Regions from separate parts of the Mus musculus genome. Here all the other regions are linked to region 2. A link is a loop called in an ENCODE intact Hi-C map of the cell type or tissue named here. Cell type or tissue: left cerebral cortex. All regions are shown on one strand. Links, peaks and the distances in the headings refer to the core of each region. The heading gives the core; the rest is flanking DNA. Region 1 overlaps Dock4 (dedicator of cytokinesis 4). Region 2 overlaps Immp2l (IMP2 inner mitochondrial membrane peptidase-like (S. cerevisiae)). Region 3 overlaps Immp2l (IMP2 inner mitochondrial membrane peptidase-like (S. cerevisiae)).

The links. Hi-C counts contacts between places; a loop is a spot of excess contacts. Peaks named below come from ENCODE experiments on the same cell type or tissue, not always from the same donor. Only the 100,000 strongest peaks of a DNase experiment are listed, where the experiment ranks them.
Region 1: it touches region 2 in a loop (3-fold over the local background); 6 of 42 quality-filtered maps call a loop at or near these places.
Region 3: a loop joins it to region 2, with 4 times the contacts of the local background. A loop is called at or near these places in 7 of 42 quality-filtered maps.

The regions. Positions count from the first base shown.
Region 1 is chr12:40,834,016-40,842,028 of GRCm38, reverse strand. Dock4 (dedicator of cytokinesis 4) reads right to left here. Exons shown (of 53, transcript NM_172803.2): 48 at 7,572-7,653; 49 at 7,299-7,408; 50 at 5,327-5,399; 51 at 3,475-3,588; 52 at 731-792. Among named protein-coding and RNA genes, the nearest start is that of Immp2l, 190 kb to the left of the region's middle. In left cerebral cortex, for the core only: a CTCF peak has its summit at 4,292; DNase peaks (open chromatin) are centred at 2,868, 3,579, 4,262 and 4,912; H3K27ac peaks cover 678 bases.
Region 2 is chr12:41,676,405-41,684,417 of GRCm38, reverse strand. The region is part of intron 5 of Immp2l (IMP2 inner mitochondrial membrane peptidase-like (S. cerevisiae)); the gene reads right to left. Among named protein-coding and RNA genes, the nearest start is that of Gm40412, 73 kb to the right of the region's middle. In left cerebral cortex, for the core only: a CTCF peak has its summit at 4,078 (motif pointing right); a DNase peak (open chromatin) is centred at 4,059.
Region 3 is chr12:41,104,263-41,112,275 of GRCm38, reverse strand. Immp2l (IMP2 inner mitochondrial membrane peptidase-like (S. cerevisiae)) reads right to left here. Exons shown (of 7, transcript NM_053122.4): 4 at 1,333-1,436. Among named protein-coding and RNA genes, the nearest start is that of Immp2l, 84 kb to the right of the region's middle. In left cerebral cortex, for the core only: no CTCF peak of the experiment used is centred there; a DNase peak (open chromatin) is centred at 3,586.

The DNA.
Region 1 (8,013 bases), core at 1,563-6,562, 840 kb after region 2:
CCATTCAACACTCCCTCCAGCCTCCTGTCTGCTCCCGGGGCTGCGCTTCTCACAACCCTTCTCCAGTGTGCTGAAAAGCCTTGTGGCCAGTCTGACTGAATATTGTTCTTGATCTTCCTGAGGGATTTGTAGGCTTAGAGATGTTAAATAGCCTGCATTTACATGTCACACATGTGACCCTTAAGGTGGCTAGCTTGTTCTCTGTGGTTTTTTTTTTCCCATTTATGCCACCATGTCCTCTATAATTCAGTATATGTTTGTAATGTGGAGTATCTTTAATGCAAAGTATTGAGAGAGAAAGTTGGGTTTGGCTTTGCCAAAATGAATGAGGTTGATGATAAAGCCCCAAAACTTCCAGAAGAGCATTTAGTAGACCTTGATTACGGGCGTTTTTCAATGTAGGCGTACACATGTATGTTTAATGTGCTTTAAATGTGTTGACTATAGTTTGTTATGTTCTCATTGCCAAAATATGGAGAATTAAGCTGCGCATCCTCCTACTACTAAACAACAAAACAAACAATAGAAAACAAAACGTAGCCCACGAGATCTGTGTTCTTGGGTAAATCTCTGCAAGGGGAAAAGCAGCGCTGTTTTCTTGCCCCCAACCCCCTTCTTAATATGACCTTGTCTGTAGGAATGAAAGCACCTTTTGATGAGCTTAGGACAAGGTTTTAAGAAAAAGGAACCAGGGCCGATCTTTGGATCCAGTCTAATGACAGACCTGTACCTTCAATGGAGAACGTCCAGCAGGCGAGGGGGACACTGATGTGGTGTGTCTTGCTGGCGAAGCTGTAGATGGAGAAAGAACATTTTAACTAAGAAAAACCAGAGGGCTGGCTGCATATGCCCTCTATGTGTCCAAGCCCAGGCAGATGTATTAGTGGATAAGGATCTTCTCAGCAAGGGAAGAGGAAAATGGAGAGGACAAACTACACAATGGCTCTCTAGAATAGATTCCTTGTAGAAGATGGTGCCATCAAGACATTGGCCAGTTAGTGAAAAAGTTACTGCTGTACACATATGATGCTTTGACTAGAAGGGTATGGCCCCAAACAGCTCCAATGGCCTTTTTTTCTTTCCTTTCCGTTCTTTTTCTGCTGATAAGGCTTCATGTAGTCAAAGCTAGACTTGAGCTCCATACACGGCTGTGGATGGCCATGAATTCCTTAGTCTCCTGACACCTCCTAAGTGCTTAGGTTATGTGTCTGTGCTGCCACGCTTGGCTCTCAAATCCTTTCTAAACCTCCAAGTCCAGATGCCTTTCATCACTCAACTGCTTGATCTCATAAAATGCTCCTGGGGGAAAGTGCTAGGAGTCGTTGGGAGACACCTTCTGTCTTTGGCCTGAACAGGGAAGACCAAGGCCCTGCAGGCAGCCTAGAGCAGGCCTATAGGGATGTTCAGTAACCCTTCCCTTTCACCTCACCTCCCAACATTCCCAGTGCAGACAGAAAGCTTGTCCACATCAGTACAAAGGGAGATAAGCTTCCCATTTCTTCTCTAATGCCTGTCCATAGGCCTTCCCTCAGTCCGCTGGGTGGGGAATTTGAGATATCACCATCATGGCAAGAGTGACTTCTGCTTCTCTGGGGTTTTCAGGTCTGATGCCAGGGACCCAGCATGTGTGGCATGTGCTCTTTTGTGTGCTTACAGATCACGTCTTGTTTCTAGACTGTAACTGCATAGCATAAAAACAGCTTGTGACCCAGTCGACGGGGCGAGGCCAAGCCGTCCTTCCCACTTCCACACAGAGTGATTTTGGCGAATGTGAGCTCTGTCCCTCTGTGATTTCCTGCCACTCTTCCAGCCATCACACTGAGGTCTAGAACTCATAAAAACCTACCGAAAGGCTGAAAGGAAGAAAGACAGACAGTTGCACAGCCCCACAACACTGACCACAGATGATGACATCAGGACAGACCATGAAAGCAATCAGTACAGAAGGGACAGCAGCCCTACCAATCTATGTGGGAGGAGAAGGGTTGCCCAGCTGTGCTGAGCCCTAAGAGACCACAGAGGGTGGTCCATTATCACACTGCGGGGTTGGGAGGTCTCATCTACACAAGCCAGCTCCTACTTCTGTTCCCACACGTTGTGAGTGCTGACTAGGAAGAAAACCACATATGTACAGAGAAATCGGCCACATCTGCCACTACTGTCACTGAGGTCAAGGCCTCCTGTGTACTTGACTTGGTCTTAGACATGGTGCAGGCCTGGCACCTAGTGCTCTTTCTCCGAGCTATTTTTCTGGAAATGTACTTTCTATAAGCCTAAAATAGACCCACCAGCTTCTTTTTGTCTCAGACGCCCAGCTAGCACTGATAATATTTATTCCTTTGTAAGAACTATCAATCTTATTTTCCCTTAAAAATACCTTTCAAGTTCCCATATTCACGGGCACAACCAAGCCTTTAAATAACGAGACTGTCTGAATGTACATGGATCAGCAAAGAAATACAAATGATTTGGCTGATGGGCCCTCATTTCTACAATCAGACCGATATACTAATACCGATCAAGAGGATTAAATTCATCCCTCATTCTGACCCTGCAGAAACTATTCAAAGGATGAGAAGCTACGATGTAGCAAGTGACACCGAGTGCTCAGACTAGGGCACTCTGCTGAGGAAATGGTACCACATTTTCTTTGGTTCTTAGGCCGGCTATACCTGGAAAGCTCCAGCGATGTAGGAAAGTGCTGACAAGATCTGGTTACTGGAAAAGGCAGTCAGTTCAAGCTTCTCTTAAAACTGCTCCGCATGCAAGTCACCAAGCAAGTGGTGTATGTTCAGAGGGAAAGTTGGCCTTTTCCCAACAGAAGCTCATGAAAGCCAGCTCTGCTTCTGTCTGTGATTCTCTGGGGACCCAGGGCCAGGCTGGAAGTTTCCCAACCATTTTCAGCACTCAGATGTTAGTGAGCAGAAGCAGCCCACAAATGGCCTGGTAAAATGCTGGCCCCAGCCTCATTTCAGGAACATAATCTACTGGCTCAGAAGACCTGAGGCTAGACGTACGTTAGGATGTGCTTCGTGAGCCACAGTTACAAGAGATGCAGGTCCACGCTTTAGCCCTTTGAGCAACACCACTGCCGGAAACAGAGCTCTGAGAGCAGCAGATAACTCAAGGTGTCAGAGGCTCCTCAAAGCCACTGAGGGTTGGCTCTCGAGTCAGCTGAAACATTGATGTCATCGGGGAAGATTATAGAAAGCGGCCGAGTTAGCAGAGATCAGTGCAAGCGAAGGGCAGAGGCCAGTGGCCCATCAAGCAACAAGGGTTGAACATGGAGCCAGGAAGAAGATGGCATGCTCAAATTCTTCCGAGGGGCTTATTAGAAGGGACTGTTGTCTGACTGTATGGCAGAAGAACAGGGAAAGGAGGAGCCAACTAGAGGCAAATGATGTTGCTAGCAAACTGAAATGCTCAATATACTTATTATATGAAAGTGATTATTCAAATGCTTCAAATACCCACCAGTCTGTGTGGGCCTTGGAGGGACAGGGGGAGAGATAAGTTTCCCACTGTCCGACATGTTCTTGGCTTCTTTCCCACTGTCCAGGCTCCAGCTGCTAGGGGTGGGATTCACAGCTGGAAGGGAATAACACAGCTAAACACACAAGAGCCAGCTTTGCCTTTCAAATGCTTGAGATCTTAGGAGTCTGGCAGAATTATCCAGAACGTAGTCAAAAAGACCACAAAACCTTAAGCAGTAACCAAGCAGGACACTTCCCCAATATTAAACCTCTCTCTAATTGGTTACCTAACAGAGCTGACATTTAATTGAGTAACAGCAGGTCTCTTTATTTCCCTCAAGCTGTCAAACAGAACTGCAAATCTCTATGCCAGGGAGTAGCAACCTGCTGAGAATTCCAAATGTGTTTAGATGCTGAGAAATAGATGGAAAATATAGTCATCAGCCTATTTGTAGAAATGTCTGAACAAATGGCCATCTAAAGGAGGTGATGAGGCAAAGGGCACTCTCTTATTTCAACTGTGTGGCAGAAGTACCAAGGACAGGGTTGAGGGTGCCACACTGACCAGTCCTGTCAGGAAAGGATGAGTTCCAAATGGACAGATTACACTAAGTAAGTCCTGAGAAAACCACTTGGACTGCTGATAACGTCATTGTTACTTTGCAATCCATCTGCTCCAGGCATCACGGTGTAGGAATATAGACAGCTCTGCTAGGAAGCAGGGCAGGACACACAAGGTTATGAAACACTCCACAATGAAGTTTCTAATAGTAAAACCAGCGTTCCCGCTTGCTTCCCGTGCAGATACTGCCATCTGACGGACGCAGTGAGAATTGCCACGTTTTATTCCTCCAAGTTACTGCTTTGATTTAATGGGGTGGAAATATTTTAAACATTATTTTTTTTTCTCTATTTCTTTTATATTTGCTGGGTAGTTTTCTTTAGTAAAGTTGGTAAAAATAACAGCACATCCCTAGTTTCTCCTGGTGAAGATCAATGCTTGACTTACAACATTAAAGCTAATTCCATGCTTTAAAATAATTTTGGCTAGGCCCTCACTAATTTTCATCTCCCTTTGGGAAGTTTTAATGTTAATCTATCAGTGTACCAAAATGGTAATACAGCCTAGTTCTTAATGGGGGCAATTAAAGTGCACTTTACTGGGACATTTCATTAGTGAGTCTTGATTCATTAGCCTGCGAGACTGCTATTTTTGAGGCCTGACCCTGAGAGGCAAACGGGTGACTTTGCAAGTCCCTGCACCCACAGTGGAGGAAGCGACATTTAATCTGCTCTTCCTGGTCTGTGTGTTGCTAATTGGCTTCTTAGCTCTATGCATGCATTTGGTGTGTGCATCTTATTTGTGTGTGCTTGACCTTGAGGCGGGCCCCACTCCATTATGCGTCTGATCGCAATGCTTGCATGGCATTTAATGGTACAAGAGCCTGTGTGAGTGACCACCAACAACAGTTGAGCTGGCTGAATATGAGCTTTGTGAAGGAGACAATGGATGGGGTCTGTGGAATCAATCTGAGGAGTAGCTACTTTCATTGTGTGAACTAGTGGCTTAATTGGCAACTTTGCTTCAGGGAGAGCAGGCTTGGCCTGGGCTCGCTGAACAACAGAAAGCCATTACACAAAGGAGCTTCTAATTTGCTCAGAGCTTAGGAGTTTATGGAGAATGGATCATGATAAACTGCCTTTCACTAATTGCCTAAAGATCACACTCACCCTGATCATTAACAGTCTAGAGCTCTACCTGCCACACGGCACACAGAAGACTGGGGGAAATGAGGACACAACAAACCCTGACACATTCTAGGACCTACAAGGGGTGGATGACTGGTACCCACCTTTCTCAGGTGCAGAAAGGTTGGGGTCACTTCGAGGCAAGGCCCCATCTCCAATATGATTAAACAGCATCCTCTGGAAAGGGAGAAGAGTCCATTTTTATGATATAATATGCTGAGGTAGGATGCCTTTTAGAAAATGAGATGGTTATCTCCTTATGAAACTCTTTGCTCAAAACATTTTCTATATGGTATAATGAGCCTAGGAACAAATAATTAAACTCTATTTAAGGAGAAAAGGGGAAACAGAGTCTTAGGTTTTCTGAAAGAAACATAATAAGAAATGGTGTTTTACATTAAATATAAATGGTAAATAATTACTCATAATAAACATAGGGAAAATTAATAGTAAGAATTCGCTAGGTATGATGTTCTTTACAAGTGTATACTGCTAGACTGGCAGTATGACATGAATAAGAATGAAAGGAGAAATATTAATTTAAAAACCTACTATATAGACAAACTTATAGTTCAAATACTATAATAGACAAAAATGAGCTAATGAATATTCTATAATTTTAACCTACAAAATTACCAATATTACATAGCTCTACCTAACTCATGAAAAGAAAAAGTGGAAACCTACAGCATTATACATTATTATAATTTTGGTAACATATATACTGATTCAAATTTTACCCAAGACAGATAACTCAGGACTAATCAAGGAAGCCTTTCAGAGTTTCCCATGCTGGCACATGATCTCTTAGAGCAGATGAAACAAACTGAAATCCCCTTGCAATGCCAGTGACAACGGGAAATAAAATTGGTTAGCTGGTTCAGGCAAACGCACTCAGAAATCATTTCTGCAAGACATCAGTGCTGCGCAGAGGAGGTATCCTGGGCCTTTCGGGAAGATCACACAATCAGCAAAGATAAACCAATCAAGCCAAATCCCACTCGCTCTCATCCAATTCCAGATGCAGCTACAGACTTCTGCCAGGATGGTGTAGAAAAACAGAGAAATTAGCTGGAGCAGAAACAAGGAGTTTTCTCTGCTCTTAAAATTAGTCCCAAATAAACTGTGAAAAAAACTCAGGGATACAACACGAATCTTCAACTTCGTACCCACCCTCCAATGCACATACGTTGCCCCTGGACTGGGCCTGTGGCCCATGCTCACTCAGGTTTTTGAAAGCGAGGTTTGAGTGACCGGCGGAACCACATTCCCTAGCTCGTATGACATCTCCAGGACACAGCCCCTTTCCTGGTAATCCATGGAAGATCAATGGCAAAGGCAAACAGATTGCACCTACATTCTTGGGGAAAGGAGTCAGCTGCAGCTCTTCCCAATAGCTATGGACAAACAGGAAGGTCTGGGCAGAAGCAGGAGTCTTCCCCTAAATTCAGTTGTTCTTCCCTCCCCAGACTTCTACTCATACACATGCAAACACACACACAGATGGTTTATTCACTGGCTTTTCCTTGGAATGTTGTTGTAGCAGCCATGAACCAGGTTGAGATCAAGGGCCAGGCAGTCCCTCTCAGTTTCACTGTCAGGGCTGTGACCCAGATATCCCTCTAGAACAGTGGTTCTTTAATCTATGGATCCTGGCCCTATTGTGGGTCACATCAGATATCCTACTCAACCTGTGGGTACCATCAGATATCATGCATATCAGATATTTACATTATGATTCATAAAATTTACAAAATGACAGTTATGAAGGATTTATAACAGTAGCAAAATTACAGTTAGGAAATAGCAACACAGTAATTTTATGGTCGGGGGTCACCACAGCATGAGGGACTATACTCAAGGGTCACAGGATTAAGAAGAACCACCGCTCTAGAAGGATGAGTCAGATGGTGCTCCAAACAATGGGCAGAGACCAGAGGTGGACTGACAAGAGTCTTCTTCCAACTGGCCTTGTCACTGGTTGCTTTTGGCAGGCACTGTATGAGTCCAAAGAGATTCACACACAATCCCACACTCTCCCATTCTCTAGCCTCTGATTCCCCCACAGGAGAGTACCTGAGAAGGCTCCACGGGTGTTGGGTAAATGGCACTGCACGGTCTATCTCTTGGGGACAGGCAAGAGTTTTCTCTGGAATGTTTGTGTTTGTCAGACAACAAAGGCGAAGCTGGGAAGAGAAACAGACATTATCAGTGAGCTAGCCTGTGGGGCCTTAGTGAAAGCCAGAGTGGTGTGGCAGCTGCCTACAATATGGGCCACTGAAGCCACAGTTCCCAGGGCCTGGAAACATCTCAGGGCGCCAGACAGGACATCCCCAACTCGGCACTAACCTCTGGCACTCGACGGAGCAGAACTGGTCACATTAGGTGAAGCAGAGTGAGTGGAACTCAGGCTTGAGGTAGACGGACTGGGCTGGAAACACAGGGCACTACTGTCATACATGGCTAGGAGCTTTCATTCACGACATTTGAAGCAAGACACCAACATTCATTTCGTTTTCAAATTAGCAAAAAGAAAAACGGAAACCCCAAAGGCCACTTAGAAACAGAGCAAAGTCTTAGGGATTCAGACCAACCATGAAGGTGGCCTGGCTTAATCAGGCCTGAGAGTTCCACTATTGCTGAAGGAAGGAACACACATGTAGTAGTTTCAGCTCTAGTCCCCAACCCCGTCAGTAGCCTTCCCTCCCTGTAGTATAAAGAGAAATACTTCTAGTCTTGGGGACATACATAGGGAAGTATTTCTAATTTTCATTTATTGATTGACGGGGAG
Region 2 (8,013 bases), core at 1,334-6,333:
ATTGATTCTTCTTGTTTTGGCCATCTTGGAACCAAGACTCAAAGAAATCAAAGGACAACTGTAATGCATGGACTTGTCTCCAGGGTGTGTTATTTTCAGTTCCATCCCTATATGTCCATTATTATATCCACACCATGCTCCATTTATTATTGCTGGACTCTTACTGGGTATAAAACAAATTATTCTCTGTTAACAGCATGCTATATACCAGTCACCAGTGAAGGGGTATATATTCATCTCTAAACCTCTAGCACATCTGTGGTTAAACAGCTATTTGGTCACAAAAAGCAAATCCAAGAGAAGCCTGTGTTCCCTTGGAAGCACCAGAAACACATAATAACCATAATCTCTGACTCTTTGGATTGGATACCTATCCCTCTCAAACAAAAGCAGTTCTATTTCACCCTTATCAAAAACCAGTCCACTTAGATAATAAATGCTTATAATTATATTCTCTCCATGATTGCAAAATACCACGTTGATTAGATGAAACAGGCTTGCCATGGAAACCTCTATATTCACTAAAATCCTGTGTTGCCAATTACTGCCTCACTCCACTGTGCTATTCATTTAGAGATATGCTTTGCAGTCATGTGTCTATACCAACAGCCTTTCTCTGCTACAAATGATTTCCCTGGCTTTAATGCATGAAAAGCTAACAAGTTTTTGGACCTGACACTTCTCAAATTAATACATGACTCCATTTTGATGTGTTCTATCCACATAATGTTATCAATCTCTGAGTCATTGTCAAACCTGTGATTACCATGGAGATCAATAGATTAAGACACCCAGATTAGGAAAGTTTAATGTAGTCCTTATAATTAAAATAAGATTTATTCATACTTATATGAAACAGGATGAATATACCCCCCATTTTATACGATACTAAGCTTTTCCTGTGTAGTTGTTTCTAATAAGTATTTGTGCGAGCATGTAAAGAGTCTCAGGGTGCCTTTGTTGACACTGAATGAGAAGGATAAACACAAATCAGGAAGGAGAGGGGATTAGGATGTTTCAAGTGGAAGGAAAGCATAGTCAAAGTCAAACAAATAAGAAATTATCTTATTTAATACAATTCAGACTGATAATTGTCAGAATTTCTTTTTAAGTTGGCAAAGGATTACACAAAAATACATTCACACAATACATCATAATATATTATAATATGTGCAATGCATAATTCATTTCCAAATTTTAAAAAGACATTTTCTTTGGTTATAAAACCTCTGAGCTGAATTCTTGACAAGTCTCTATTTTACAAAGCACACCTGTATATCCTGGTTACAAACCCTACTTTTAATTTCCTTACATTGGAACATATTTAAAGATATTTGAATCGAAATCTGCAGACAGAATCCCTGCAGATTTTTATGCATTTTCCTCGGGACTTTTCAGTTGTCTTGTCCCATTTGACAGCCATTTAAGAAAGCAAACTCATTCTAGTTCAGGCGTTCTAAATATTTGATTTGTTTTTCCCCTTAATTGAATTTCATCAAGGTGTGTAATGTGTAATTAAATAAGATGGTATGATAAAAGTGCAGCCAGTATAAACATGTTTGGAAATAATCACAACTGAGTTTTTGAAGCATGAATTTTAACTGTTAAGAACCAAAGTATTACGAGGGAGTGACCTCTTAGCTGCAAGCATTCTAGGTCATAAACCTCAGGCAAATGTTTTACTGTAGTAACAAAAGTAAGTTACATGAAAGTTGTTCATGTGAAAGACCCAGTTTAAATCATTTGTTTAAATGTGTGGCAGAAAATAAAACAAAACCAAAAAAAAAACACTGTGTTTATATTCGACCTTTGTGAAAACTAAGCTAAGTCTAAAAGAAGAAGTGATACTGCATGTTGAACTAGATCATACAATTAGGGGGGTTAATGGAAAGGCATTGAGAGTGGAGCTTCACAAAATGGAAGCTGGGTCCACCCATCTGCCTGCAAATGTATTGATGTCATTTTGTTGTTGTTTCATCCTTTTTATTATGTATTTATTCACATCACATTCCAGTATCAGCACCCCTCTCCTCCTCCTCCCTCATGCAGATCCTCCCCCATCCCTCCCTCCTCATTCCCTCACACACTACAACCCCCCCTCCCGGCACATCAAGTCACTGCAGGACTAGGCACATGCACCCCCACTGAAGCCAGACAAGATGGCCCAGATAAAGGAATGGGATCCACAGGCAGGCAAGCCATCTAATGTTTGGCTGGGGATCTCTGCATCTCTTTTCATTGCCTGTTGGGTAGAACCTCTCAGAGAACAATTATGCTAGGCTCCTGTCTGCAAGCATAACATTCATTAAGAATCAGATATTGGTTCTTGCCCATGGGATAGGTCTCAGTTTGGGGCAGCATTGGTTGGGCATTCCCTCTGTCTCTTCTCTATCTTTGTCCCTGCACATTGAATAGGCAGCACACATTTTGGGTTGAAGGATTTTTTTCCTAACATCTGGGAAAAATCCATATTTTCTTTATTTATTCTTCAGTTGGGGGACATCTAGTTTGTTTCCAGTTTCTGGATACTATAAATACATTTGCATGCATATCTATAAGGAGGAAGTGGACTCTTAGCAGCAATGAACATGGTTGAGCAAGTGTCCTTCTGGTAGGATGAAGCATCCTTTAGGTATATGGCTAACAGTAGTATAGTTAAGTCCTGAGGAAAACTCTTTCCCATTTTCTAAGAAATGGCTATATTGATTTCTACAGTGGCTGTACAAGATTGTACTCCAATGAGCAATGGAGGGCTGTGCACTTGCTACACATCCTGAAAATTATGACCTATCACTTATATCATTGACCTTGGAATCTCAAAGTAGTTTTGATTTGCATTTCCCTGATGGCAAAGAATGTTGAACATTTCTTTAAATGTTTCTCAGCCATTTGAGATTCCTATAATGAGAAGTCTCTGTGTAGCGTTCTACCCCATTTTAAAAAAAAAGAAATATTTATGTTATGTATGATTTCAATTATAGTTCTCTTCAGACACACCAGAAGAGGACATCAGATCCCATTACAGATGGTTGTAAGCCACCATGTAGTTGCTGGGAATTGAACTCAGGACCTCTAGAAGAGCACTCAGTGCTCTTCACCACTGAGCCATCTCTCCAGACTACCCTACCCCATTTTTAAATTGGATTGTTTGGCTTGTTGATTTCTAGTTTCTTTAGTTCTTTATAAATTTTGAACATTAGCCCTCTGTTAGATGTGGAGTTGTTGAAAATCTTTTTCCAATCTTTAGGCTGCCATTTTGTCCTACTGATAGTGTCATTTGCTTTATAAAGCTTTTCAGTTTTATGTGGCCGCATTTATTAATTATTGATCTTAATGCCTGTTCTATTGGCACTCTTTTCTGTTCAGAAAGTTGTCTCCTATGCTAATGTGTTCAAGGCTATTCCTTACTTTCTATTCTATGACGTTCTTTGTGTCTGGTTTTATGTTGAAGTCTTTGATCCACTTGGACTTGAGTTTTGTGCAGAGTGATAAATATGGATTTATTTGCATTCTTCTATACACAGACATCCAGTTAAAGCAAGGCAACCCAGACCCAGAAAGATAAACATGATATGTACTTGCATGTGGATATTAGCTGTTAAATAAACAATAGTCATACTATAAACCACAGGTCCAGGAAAGTTAAAGAGGATATCTAAGGTTGCAACCATGTGAAGAAAAAATAAACAGATCTTGTGGATGCACTGAGAACAAGTGGGGATAGGAACATGAAGGATCTGGTGGGGGACAGAGGGACCAAGGGACAGAGTACAAAGAAAGATGACTGGTGGGCATTTAGGAGGTAATGTCAAAACCAAGTGCAGTGGAAACCTCCTGGAACCTCTGAAGGTAGCCCCAGTGATTACTTCTAGTAATGGAAGATATGGAGCCTGAACCAGCCATCTTCTGTAACCAGGCAAGGCTTCCAATGGTGCGACACTGGTATAGCAACCCAGCCACAAAACCTGTGACCCACAGCCTGTCCTGCCTGCAAGATGTGCTGGGGCAATGGTGGTCAGAGCATGATGGAATGGCCAACTAATGATTGGTTTAACTTGAAGACCATGCCACAAGAGGGAGCCCATGTCTAACACTGCCTACATGGCCAGGATCTGGAAGCTGGATAGCTCAGAAACCTAGGGGAGAATCAAACAAAACTGGCAAGAAAAAAAAAAAGATTTTTAATTATGCTCCACTATACTCATAGATTGATGCCTAGCCCAGTTGTTATCAGAGAGGCTTCATCCAGCAACTGATGGGAGCAGATGCAGAGACCCACACTCAACCATTAGGTGGATCTCAGAGACCTGTGCAAAAGATGTGGAGGAAGGACTATAAAAGTTAGAGGGTCCAAGACACCAGGAGAACAGAGCCCACAAAATCAACTAAGCAAGGCTTAAAGAATCTGCAGCAGCAACCATGGAGCCTGCCTGGGTCTATGCTAGGACCTATGCACAGATGCTTGGGTTAAGATCTAGAAACTGGAAACAAACTAGACGTTCCCCAACTGAAGAAGTGATAAAAAAATGTGGAGTATTCTCAGCTGTTAGGACAAAACAAAACAAAACAAAACACCCTTCCACCAAAAATGTGTGCTGCCTATAAAATGTGCAGGGACAAAGATAGAGCAGAGACAGAGGGAATGGCCAACCAATGTTGCCCCAAATTGAGACCCATCCCATGGACAAGAAACAGCATATGGCTGTTTAGCTTGGGGTTTCGTTGGATCCCTGATAAAGTGAGTGGAGGCTGTCTCTGGCTCTTTTGCCTGCTTGTGGAACCCTTTTCTTCCTACTGGGTTGCCTTGTCCCACTGTTATATGAGGGTTTATGTCTAGTCTTACTGTAACTTGTTATGGTGTGTTCGGTTGATATCACTAGGAGGCCTATGTTTTCTGAAGGAAAAACAGAGTAGTAGTGGCTCTCTGGAAGAGGGGAGGTTGGGGTAGGTGTGCCTGAGAGGAGGGGAGAAAGATGAGGCTGTGGAAGATGTTGTGAGGCCGCCTGACATGTCACCTATATTAATTATCTTTGCATTTCAGTACCCCAAGTACCAGAGTGAACTCACCTTAAGGCAGGAAAGGCAAGACAGGCTAGCTCTTCCACAGTGGGGAAGCTCTAAGGCAGTGGGAAGGGTCCTCTCACATGACATTGAACAAGGAAGGAGGCAGGGACCAAGGCCTGGGATACCTAACCAAGTTATTAGTGTTGATCTGGATCATCTCTGGAAGGGCAGGGTAAGGGCAGGTCAGCATAGAACTGACACAGCACATGCTGCTTGACCTACTGGGGCTAAGGAGGAAGGGGAGGGGAGTAGAGGACATTTTCTCGTGGATCATCTCATCTGCCATTCAGATACCACTTAGCTTTTGGGCTATGGGTGAATTCGGGAAGCAGTGAGAAATTAAAGCTCACATTTCTAAGAAACTCACAAAATTAGCTACAAAAGGAAGAAAAAAATGCTTATCTTTATTATCTGTATCCCTGTACCCAGCAACCTCAATGTCCAGAATAAACTGACCCCTTTCTTGTCAAGCCATCAGACTTCCCTTTCTCCTTCAAACTTATTTATAGTTTGGTACCGCTAGACCATGCAAGTGTTCTTTGAAGATCTGGGCATGAGAAACCGCATGGAATAATTCTTTGAACATCTTTGCTGTACTATGAACTTGCCTGATAACTGATTTAGTGTTCACTCTACTGAGAAAACTCTACAACAAAGTCCACTAGTAAGATAATTATGTTCCTGCTATTGAAACGTGAAAGACTTTGAGGCTATTTCCGATTTTTTTTTCTGTGTATAATCTTTTCTGGAAGTGGGTATATACTGATACTAAAAATGTACTTCAAGTTTTCAGAAAGCACACAGCGTGCTAAAGGTAGTAAGCAGCTAGAGAAGAGACAGATTCCTTGAGTAAAAGATAGAAATTAAGTTTTCACCAGACAGATAACTTCATCCATATGACTTCTTAGTGTCCAGAGCGTTAATATAGCTTTAGCTCCTTTTAGGACACAGACAACAATGTGACAGAATAGAGAAGAGACTGAATTAAGTGAATCCATTTCTATGTGCTTGAGTTCACTCACTCAAGAGAATAAACAGTCATTGAGTTCCCTTTAGGGGCCAGATACCTAGGACATAACATGAGAGAAAACTGGACGTCAGTCCTCTACAGAAACTTCCAACTTAGTCAAGGAGGTAAGCATTGACCAATAAATCAAAGTAAAATATATTATAACTGTACTAAGGATTGTGAAAACAAAGTCCCTGTAGCCAGAAAACTATAATTGTGCGTGTGCGTGTGTGTGTGTGCGCGCGCGTGTGTGTGTGTGTGTGTGTGTGTGTGTGTGTACCTTGTGGTCATGAGAGATTATCATCAAATGGTTCTATTATTAACAACCATATTTTGGAGATAGTTTCTTATTGAACTTGAGACTTGCTATTTACGCTACACCAGCTGGCCAGTGAGCACCCAGAATTCACACCTGTCTGGACCTGAGGTGCTGGTGATACAGATGTGCATTGCTAACTGGGCTTTTGTGGGGGCTGGGGGGTGGTTCTGGAGATCCAAACTCGGGGCCCCATGCCTGTGCAGTAAGTGCACTACCCACTAAACCATCTTTCTGGTCTCAAACAAATAATAATTTTATTTATTTCCTCCTTATTTATGTCTTCTTTCTTCTGTTTTGTCCTTCTTTTTCCTCTTCCTGTCCTGTTCCTCCTCCTTCTCTTTTTGAGATGTAGTCCTACCATGTAACCCAGGCTAGCCTGCCGCTTTTAAAATGTTCTCAGCCGTACCTCCTGAGTGTAGAGAGTGTAGATTATAAGTGTGTACCAACAAATCTAGCTCACAAATTATGCAAATAAGGGGAATATGATGTAGACATGGAGTGTGATTAAAATTAGAATGGAGGAGCATTTTTAGCAATATTGGAGGCACAGGCCAAGTCCAATGTCTAAAGGAAACCTAGGGCATGTAAGAACATGAAATGGCAGAGTGGCAGCAAGGACTGAGAATTAAAAGCAACAAGCAGAAGAGAGAACAGGAGACCCAAGGGCTGACATGGTCCTACAGCTGTATTTAGTAAGCTGATGGTGCTTGAAGACAGTTTAGTCAAGATAGATGAACTAATGCTTTCATTGGCTACAAAAGACCCACACTCACTATGCACAGACAACCTGCTAGTAAGAACCCTAAAGGAAATTCCTCATGAGACCAGGTGTGTGCCAGGTATAGAGAAATGAAGCTACATGATATTTGCCAAAAGGAGCCTGAGGAAACGTCAAATGCACGGAAGCTAAAGAGCAGTGCACTCAAATCCCCCTGCTTCAATTGCTCAGGAAACACCAGACTACGTAAGGGCAGTTTGCTAGGAGGAAACATCAACTCCCGAGCCTTTCTGATGAACAGTCAAACAGTTAGGAGACAAGCTATTCAGGAACTTGAAACACCAGGGTGGCTGGCAGATTTGCCTCTTCATTCTTGATAGCCGAGATTAACTGGGAATTGGGATACAGCAGAGTAACTTTATGAGAACTGTATTTCAACAACATCACTTAAGTGACTCAAAATGATTTTCCATGCAGTCAACAAAAACTCATTTGATTTCTACAATACCCCATAAACACAGTAGCAAATGAGAAGGATACAAAGGAACGGCCATTAATGTATTCTCTGAAGTCTGATGATAGCTAGACACACACATACACACATGTACATGAGCAAGAGAAAGCAGAGAGAGAGAGAGAGAGAGAGAGAGAGAGAGAGAGAGAGAGAGAGAGAGAGAATTTTGCCACAGGTTAATCATGGACTTAAAAGAGAGGCATCAAAGCTGACCACAGTTTAAAGTTTTCTTAGTGCCAAGGCAAAGTGGGTCATATTTGGGAGAAAGATGACATATCCTTGAAATTTTGAGTTTGAATTTAAAAGGGATTTTGTCAAGCAGATGGAGATCGCTGACGGAGTTCATTAGAAGAGACTCATAATTTCTTTTTTACTCAATATTTTTAGTT
Region 3 (8,013 bases), core at 1,672-6,671, 570 kb after region 2:
ACACTAAAGAAAATTCTCAAAACCGAAGAAGCATTTAATTCCCATTCCTGGCTGTCTGCCATCAGAACTCCACTCAAATGTATTTATTTCATTAGCTATTAACAGGATGTAGGTAACAGGTTTTCAAATGAACCCTGGTAAGAGCAGTCTCGAAGAAGACACACTTACACAATATCTATGACCAGAGGCAAGCTGGTAAGGACGAGCAAGTTGATACTGGATTTTTATATGTATTAAAATTACCATCCAACAAGAAAAATCTCATTCCCCCTCATAAATAAAGAATAACTGGGAATTGGAAAGATTCTCAATAGTAGGTTTTATTGTCACAAAAAAATAAGCAACAATAACTCTATCGTATCAGTTGCTGCCCCGTGCACTGATTTCCGTAACAAGGTATCAGACTAGAACAGTTTTACAAACAACTGCAGCCAAGAGAAATTTGGCAAGTTCTACCACAGTCTTCTCTGTATAGATTTATTTTTAAAAACAAACAAAAATCTCTAAGCTAAACCACTACTCAAGCATGTGCAGGACTGTAGCCTATGTCTCTGTATCAGCTGTGCACACCTTGACATTCATTTTCTACAACCAACACTTGGGATGCAACTTCTATCCACACCCAGCATCATATTTTACAGAGAAACAGCGCCATCTTTTGATGCCAAACAAAAGCCCATAATACTAGCTTTTCAAACCTTTTTGTCAGGTAAATTCACAACATACACAACTGTCATTGCATTTTATATCATAACTATCATCTCCTAAGAGTGTTTTAATTCCAAAATTCATAAACAGCACAGAAGATTGCATACCAAGGCGCAAATATTACAAAATCATATCAAAAGCATCTACTTTGGATCAATAATATAATAATTTCTAATCACTATCTTTTAAACAAAACTTATCAATTATGTCATTCAACTTATATACATTAAATAAAAAATTTGTTCTGGCATTGCTGTTAGAAGTCAGGTGCTCCCTCAAGTCTGCACATGGTGACTCAGCCCCAGCAGGCATGTCATTACCAGCCGCCACCAAATGTAACCAGCATACTCTTCCAAAGGTCTCTGCCATCAGATGGCTCTCTGTCTCTCTCTCCCTGCCTCTTAGGTAAGATCTGTTGGGTGCTGTGATCTCTGTAGCATCCCTTGGCCCTTGCTGGCCAGGTACCGGTGCTACATGAAGCCTAACAGTTGCTATATCTCAATACTGATTATATTTAAGATACGCTCATTAATACCATAACTGGACAGATAGTATCAGCAGTAAATTATCAGCTAAGTCCAGAAAAACACAAAAACAAATACAGTAAGTTACTGAGTTACTTACACCAATGACACAATGTCACCACGCTGTACTTCAAAATTTCTCACTTTCCAGTGGTTCAAAAGTACCACATCTGAGGACTGGCTTCCTCCAGGATTCAAAGAAGGCTACAAAATAAGAAGAGATACATTTATCACTTGTAATATTTTTCAGTCTTTATGATGCAGTGTACTTCATAGCTTGAGAACAATTCAATAAAAAAAATCCTACTACTGTACAATTTTAAAGCAAGAACAAATGAGTTTTCAGACAGGCTAACTAGGATTCCTCAAAAAAATGGAAAATAATAATATTAATAATGTTACCAATATCTAATGCAAGGAAAATATATATGCTTGAAATGAAGTCTTCACTAAATTCTAGTAAAGAGGTACATAAAGCTACATGAAGAATAAAAACTCATGCAAACAGCGACTCGATTGTCCCAGGATAATATTCTGATGGGACCTACTCCAAATCATCATTCCATATGGAAAGCGAGGAAATAATCTAACGGCAACCAGCAAAACATCTGTATGAAGAACCACCTGGAGCAGAGCAATAGGGATGGGAAAAGCACTAGCATAGGGATTGCCACCCCTCTCTTTCCAAGAGCATGTCCAGGTCCCGGTCTAAGACTGTCCTGGAATTCAGACAATGTCGGTTGTGCCTGAGGATGAATGAAGTGATAACTGGGAAGCACTGTGTTCACCGAGCCACAAAAATTTCAACCATGGCCCATAGAATCAACATGGCTGCTATTTGAATGGGGCACCAAATAGTCAATAAATAACAAGTCCAAGATGGAAGGGGGGAGGGGACAAAGAATGAGAACTACGAGGAGAGTGTTTTCACGACAAGTAAAAATGGAAATGTGAGAAACAGCAATTTCTGTGATGACAGAACGAGCCCCCAATAGCTGGGGCTGTTTGTTTCACTGCAAACTGATGGAGACAGCAAGAGAAGACACAATCAAGACACGGGCAATGAAAAGGAGTAAGGGCCAGGCAGCCACGCACTGAAACAACAGTGACAAACATTTAAGGTTCCTTGGAATCAAGGGCTATGGAGATGGTTTGTGGGTAAGTGCTTGCTACATATACCAAAGAACCTGAATCCGGAGCCCCAACATCCTCATAAAGGGCACAGACAGCTACACCTGCTATAACCCCAGTTCTTGGAAGGTAAAGGAGACAGATCCCTGGAACTTATTGATCCTCCATCACAGCCAAAGAAGTGAGCTCCAGGTTCAATGATAGATCCAACCCTGGAAAAATGAGGTAGATATGCATTCATACATGGGAGTATGGTTAACCAACTAGGGGCCACAGTGGGAAAGAAAACTCACTCTTTAACAGCTATCAATTGCAATAGCTCCCCAGCTGGGGGTGTGACTTATGCTCACCTCCATAATGAAATTTTGTCTAGCTTTAGCTTGAGCAGATATGTAAACAATACAAACTGGACTTGATGAATTAAAAATAAAACAACAACCAAAAAAAAAACCATTAAAAGGACACAAAGTTGGGTAAGTAGAGAAGGAAGAGGAAGATCTAGAAGAAGCTGTTGGAGGGGTGATTGTGATAAATTCAACCTTCAGCTGAATTTCCCCAAAGCCTGAGCATTATGTAGGCCTTAATCTCTCAGTGAGTAGATCTGTCCTTATGGAAGAGGTCCCATTCACTTTTCAACGTCCATCAATAGGGTCTATGTTTATGCTTGTTACAAATCCTTTGTCCCTAGCCCCTTCCCGTGAGCACTGTTTATCAGCCAATAGAATTCCTTCTTATGAAGAAGGTCACAAATGCTTTGCTATAGCAATGTGCTTTGCAAGAGAGTTTCAATGCAACCATCCCCAAAGCTTTGTTATAATGACTGTCACACAGAGACTTTTACCCAAAGTTTTACTGTGCTTGAATGTATTAAGAAAATAAACTGAGAGACTGGACTCAGGAAGTTTTTGACCCAGAGACTGCAAAAGTGGTGTTTGCACAAACCCCTGACACAAAATTTTTAAAAACCTAATTCTAAAAGGTCTCTCCCTTTCTAAAATAATTTTTTTATTTTAAATAAAATTTTTTTTAAAATTTTTAAAAAGGTCTCTCCCTTTCTAAAATAATTTTTTATTTTAAATAAAATTTAAAAATTAAACAGCAATTTTCAAAAAAAAAAAAAACTGGCCAGGTGCAGTGGCACATGCTTTTAATCCCACCGTTTGAGAGGCAACAGCAGATGGATCTCTATATTTAAAGCTGATTTACATAGTGAGTTCAGAACAGACAGGGACACACAGTTAGACCCAGATTAAAAAAAAAAAAGTAGTGGAGGTGGAGAGCAATTGAGGAAGATGCCCAGTGTCCACTGGTCTACACACACAGACACTCACACACACACACACACACACACACACACACACACACACTTATGTACATCACAAGCATATGTGTATGAGTACACAAACATACAAACATGACACAGACACAAAAAACATAGAACAGGTCCTAGAACTGCCACTAAAAGCTTCCTTTAAAGTTTATGTGGGCAAAGATGTAGTTATTGTAACGTGACCATAATTTTGACTCTCTAGGTTTGTATGGACTCTCCAGATGTTAGTGATGTCTTTATTTCCAGTCATCAAGCCACATAGTGTTTCTTTTTTGTCTCCTCATTGCAGTTCTCAAAGAAGCAAAGTCACCATGAAACTTACAATACATATACACTAACACTTATCTCACCTCCAAATCGAAAAAATTCTATTGCTTTCCAGACATGTGATTGTGAGCAAGCTACTCAATTTCATCATGGCTTCCTATACTAGGAAAATGAACAATAAATACTATTAGTCAATAACTAGTATTTAATTACTAAGAAATGGCGATCAATATCTGCTAAGCATTTACCATGCATTGCTATATAAGACAGCCTTCTGATGCTTAAGTGAGCTCTAAAGAGAGATCACTCTCTTCTGTTATTTTTGCTGTGTAGCAATAGCTAGCCAGGAACTCAGAGGTCTCCATGCTCTGCCTCTCGGTGTGCTAGAATTAAAGGTGTTCATCATCTTCCTGAGACAATTCTTTAAAGAGACAGTATCAGCTCCCGGCCCATAGTTATCATCTCAATAATTTGTTATTGATAGTCTACATGACAATCTAAATTATACATGTTTGTTTGCTTTCCCAGTTCCCTCTTTGCTCTACCCCTAAACAAAAACAGAGTCCACACAGTGGGAAAACTCTAAGGAGCCTGACTTGGCCAAAATTATATGGAAAGGAGCACTTGTCCCAACAACAGGTTAAAAATCCAGAACTGGGGATCAAGTTTACAGGATAAAGCACTTGTCCTGAAAGCATGAAGACTAGAGTTCAGACCCCCACAATCCATGTCAAAGCAGAGTGAATATGCCATCCATCTGTAATCCCACCATTTGAGAAACAGAGAGAGGAGAACTCTGAGCCAAACAGAGTAGCCAGGCTAGCCGGAATCAGTGACTCTGGGTTCAGGGAGAGACCTGGCCTATAAACACACTGAGATGTTCAGGGTCAAGTACCACCTATATGCTGTGAGAGCTGAATGCACTCTCAAGTCACTTTCTTCTCCACGCTAAATCCAAAGTGCAACATTTGGATACTAAAACACTTTCTGTTCATATTGTTGGTCTTTACAAATAAGCAACATTTTCTTTGATTGTGACCCCCTTGCTAAACACTCTAAATCCAGCAACAATTATTTGAGCTCCAGACATGTAGTGACTTAAATAAGAATGGCCCCCACATGCTCATAGATTTGAAAACTCGGTTTCCAGAGTGATACCTTTTGAAAGTATTAGGAGGTATGGCATTTTGGGGGTGGGGGTGGCCTTGTTGGAGGAAGTATGTCACTAGGGGTTGGCTTTGAGATTTCAGAAACCCAAACCAGGCTCAGTAGCATCTCCTCCTCCTCTCCTCTCCTCTCCTCTCCTCTCCTCTCCTCTCCTCTCCTCTCCTCTCCTCTCCTCTCCTCTCCTCTCCTCTCCCCTCCCCTCCTTGCTAGCTCTACCTCTCCAGCACCTTGTCTGCCTGCATGCCACCACACTTCCCACCATGACAATGGACTAAACCTCTGAACTGTAAGCAAGTCCCAGCTAAAAGCTTTCCTTTATAAGAGTTGCCCAGCTGGTGGTGTAATAGAAAACTGACTCAAGACATAAATTTACACCAAAAACTGGAGTACTGATGCGACAGACCTAACCATGTTTCTTGTTGGTAAAATGTGGAGTTTGGGACTTTGGATTAGGAAAGCAGTTGAACCTTGTAAGTAAGGCTTACAGGTCCATACTAGTAGGAGCAGGGAAGACAGTGCTATTGAAAACAATGTAGATTATGATGGCCCAGGTCAAGAGGTTTCAGAGAAGAATATGACTATGTGGCCTAGTGATTATTCTTGTGATGTTTTCATCACAATGAAGAATGTGACTTTTTTTCCTTTGTTCAAAAAACCTGCCTGAGGCTAAATTGAAGAGTTTGGGAATCTCCAGAGCCTTGGCAGTGGCGATTCCATAACAGTCTAGCATTAGCTGTATTTCGTGGTTATTGGTTTCCAGTCTTATGCAGATCCATAATGAAAAGGAGCAAGCTTAGCAAGGAGAAATATAAAATGTACAGTTTGAGGAGAAAAGGAACAGACACCACCATATATAATGGAGGTGGATATATAAAGGACATAAACAGATTAAAGAAAAGCCTGATGCTTAATAGAAGAAAGAGAACAGTGACCTCAGGGTAAGAGGTCACTCAGGTCATCCACCCAGCTAAGTTCTGTGTGTGTGTGTGTGTGTGTGTGTGTGTGTGTGTGTGTGTGTGTGTGTCTGTGTGTCTGTGTCTGTGTGTGTCTGTGTGTGTCTGTGTGTGTATGTGCGTGTGTTTGTGTATGAAGAATTTTTTTTCTAAAAAAAATGCTTAAGTTGTGAAGGAAACTATCTAAAACAGAAAGCTGATGAAAATATTATGTGAATGAGGGGCCATGTTCCTGCCCTAGCAAGCAGTAGACCTTGGCAGCTTTAACCACATGGTTCTGACTTTAGAGTCAAGGAACAATAAAAGAGTTGTGGAATCACACACACACACACACACACACACACACACACAGAGAGAGAGAGAGAGAGAGAGAGAGAGAGAGAGAGAGAGAGAGAGAGAGAGAGAGAGAGCAAACGAGCTATGGAAAACAGCTGATGCCAGGAGTATGTCCCTACATGGAAGCCATTGTATGAAGCTATGAAGGTGAAGCCTAGATTTCAATGAAGACCTCATGATGTTGGAGATGCCAGAGTTGTAGGATACCTGCCAAGTAGAGCACTTAACAGAATGTGGAAGCAACTCAAGAGAGAAAGCCGTGTCACAGTCAACAAAGCTGAAAGAAGTTAGACATCTGAAGAGCACTTGGACATCAGACATGAACATGCAGAATTTAGAGTTTGCCCAACTGGTTTTAGGTCTTGCTTTGGTTTAATATTTCCCCAGTATGCTCCTCTCCGTCCCTTTTGCAATGGTAAAGTATATTCTGTGCCATTTTATGTTTAAAGTTTGTGATCTGCATTTTTATTTTGATTTCATTTATAATTAAGAGACTGCCATGAGTCTCAGAAGACACTTTGAACTTTGGAGTTTGAACTCCGTTAAGACTGTTATAGACCATGGCAACTTTTGAAGTTGGACTACATTTTTCCATTACAATTTTGCTATAAACCTAAGGGGGTCCGAGAGTGGAATGTGGTGATTTGAATAAGAATTGTCCCCATAGGCTCATAGATTTGAATGCTTGGTCATGTGGCCTTGCTAGAGGAAGTATGTCACTGCTGATGGGTCTGAGGCTCAGTGGCTCTATTTATGCTGCCTGCAGATTCAGATGTAGAACTCTTTACTTCTTCAGTACCGTGGCTTCCCACCGCGATGACAATGCACTAACCTCTCAACTGTAAGCAAGCCCAAGTAAATACCTTCCTTTGGAAGAATTGCAGTTGTCGTGTTGCCTCTTCACGGCGATACAACACTGACTTAGAAAAAGCAGTTATTTCCAACCAGTAGACTGAAACCCACCAAGTCCTTCTCCTTATAGTTTCCCACCTGCTTTCCTCCAACAGCTTTTACAGCACAACATTAAAGCCCTGCTGCTCTCCAGGATTCTCTCCATAACCCTTATATATTTATCAAGCAATAGAACACACTAAGGATACTTTTCATAACGACAAGGTGTTGTATACACTTATTTCTGCCTAAATGTATCTCCCTCTCCTACTATCCTGTCACTCTGGATTCCCATCCGGCTGATGGTGAAGGACTTGAATCCCATGAAGCTTCTTTCCAAATGCTGTCCTTATCCCCATTCTCAGTCACAGTAACCAAACACCCCAAGCTACCCTTCACACCTTTCAGTATTTCTATCACAGGATACTTAAACATACACTAACATTACTCCTTTATCTTTTCCCCAAGAACCCACAAACATCCTGAAGACAGAATATTTTTCCTTCTATCTATAATCTTGAGGAGTTTGAGAATGATTAATGTATTTAAAAAAAAAACTAATAAATAGGGAAATTTCCAGTCTCCCTAAATTAACTATGCCTAAAGCAGGTTCTTATCCCAGAAGGCAAATATACTTCTCTGTTCCCCTCTTTGGTTAACAGATAAAATAAAAGAAAAAAGAAAAAAATGCTATTTCCACTCACTA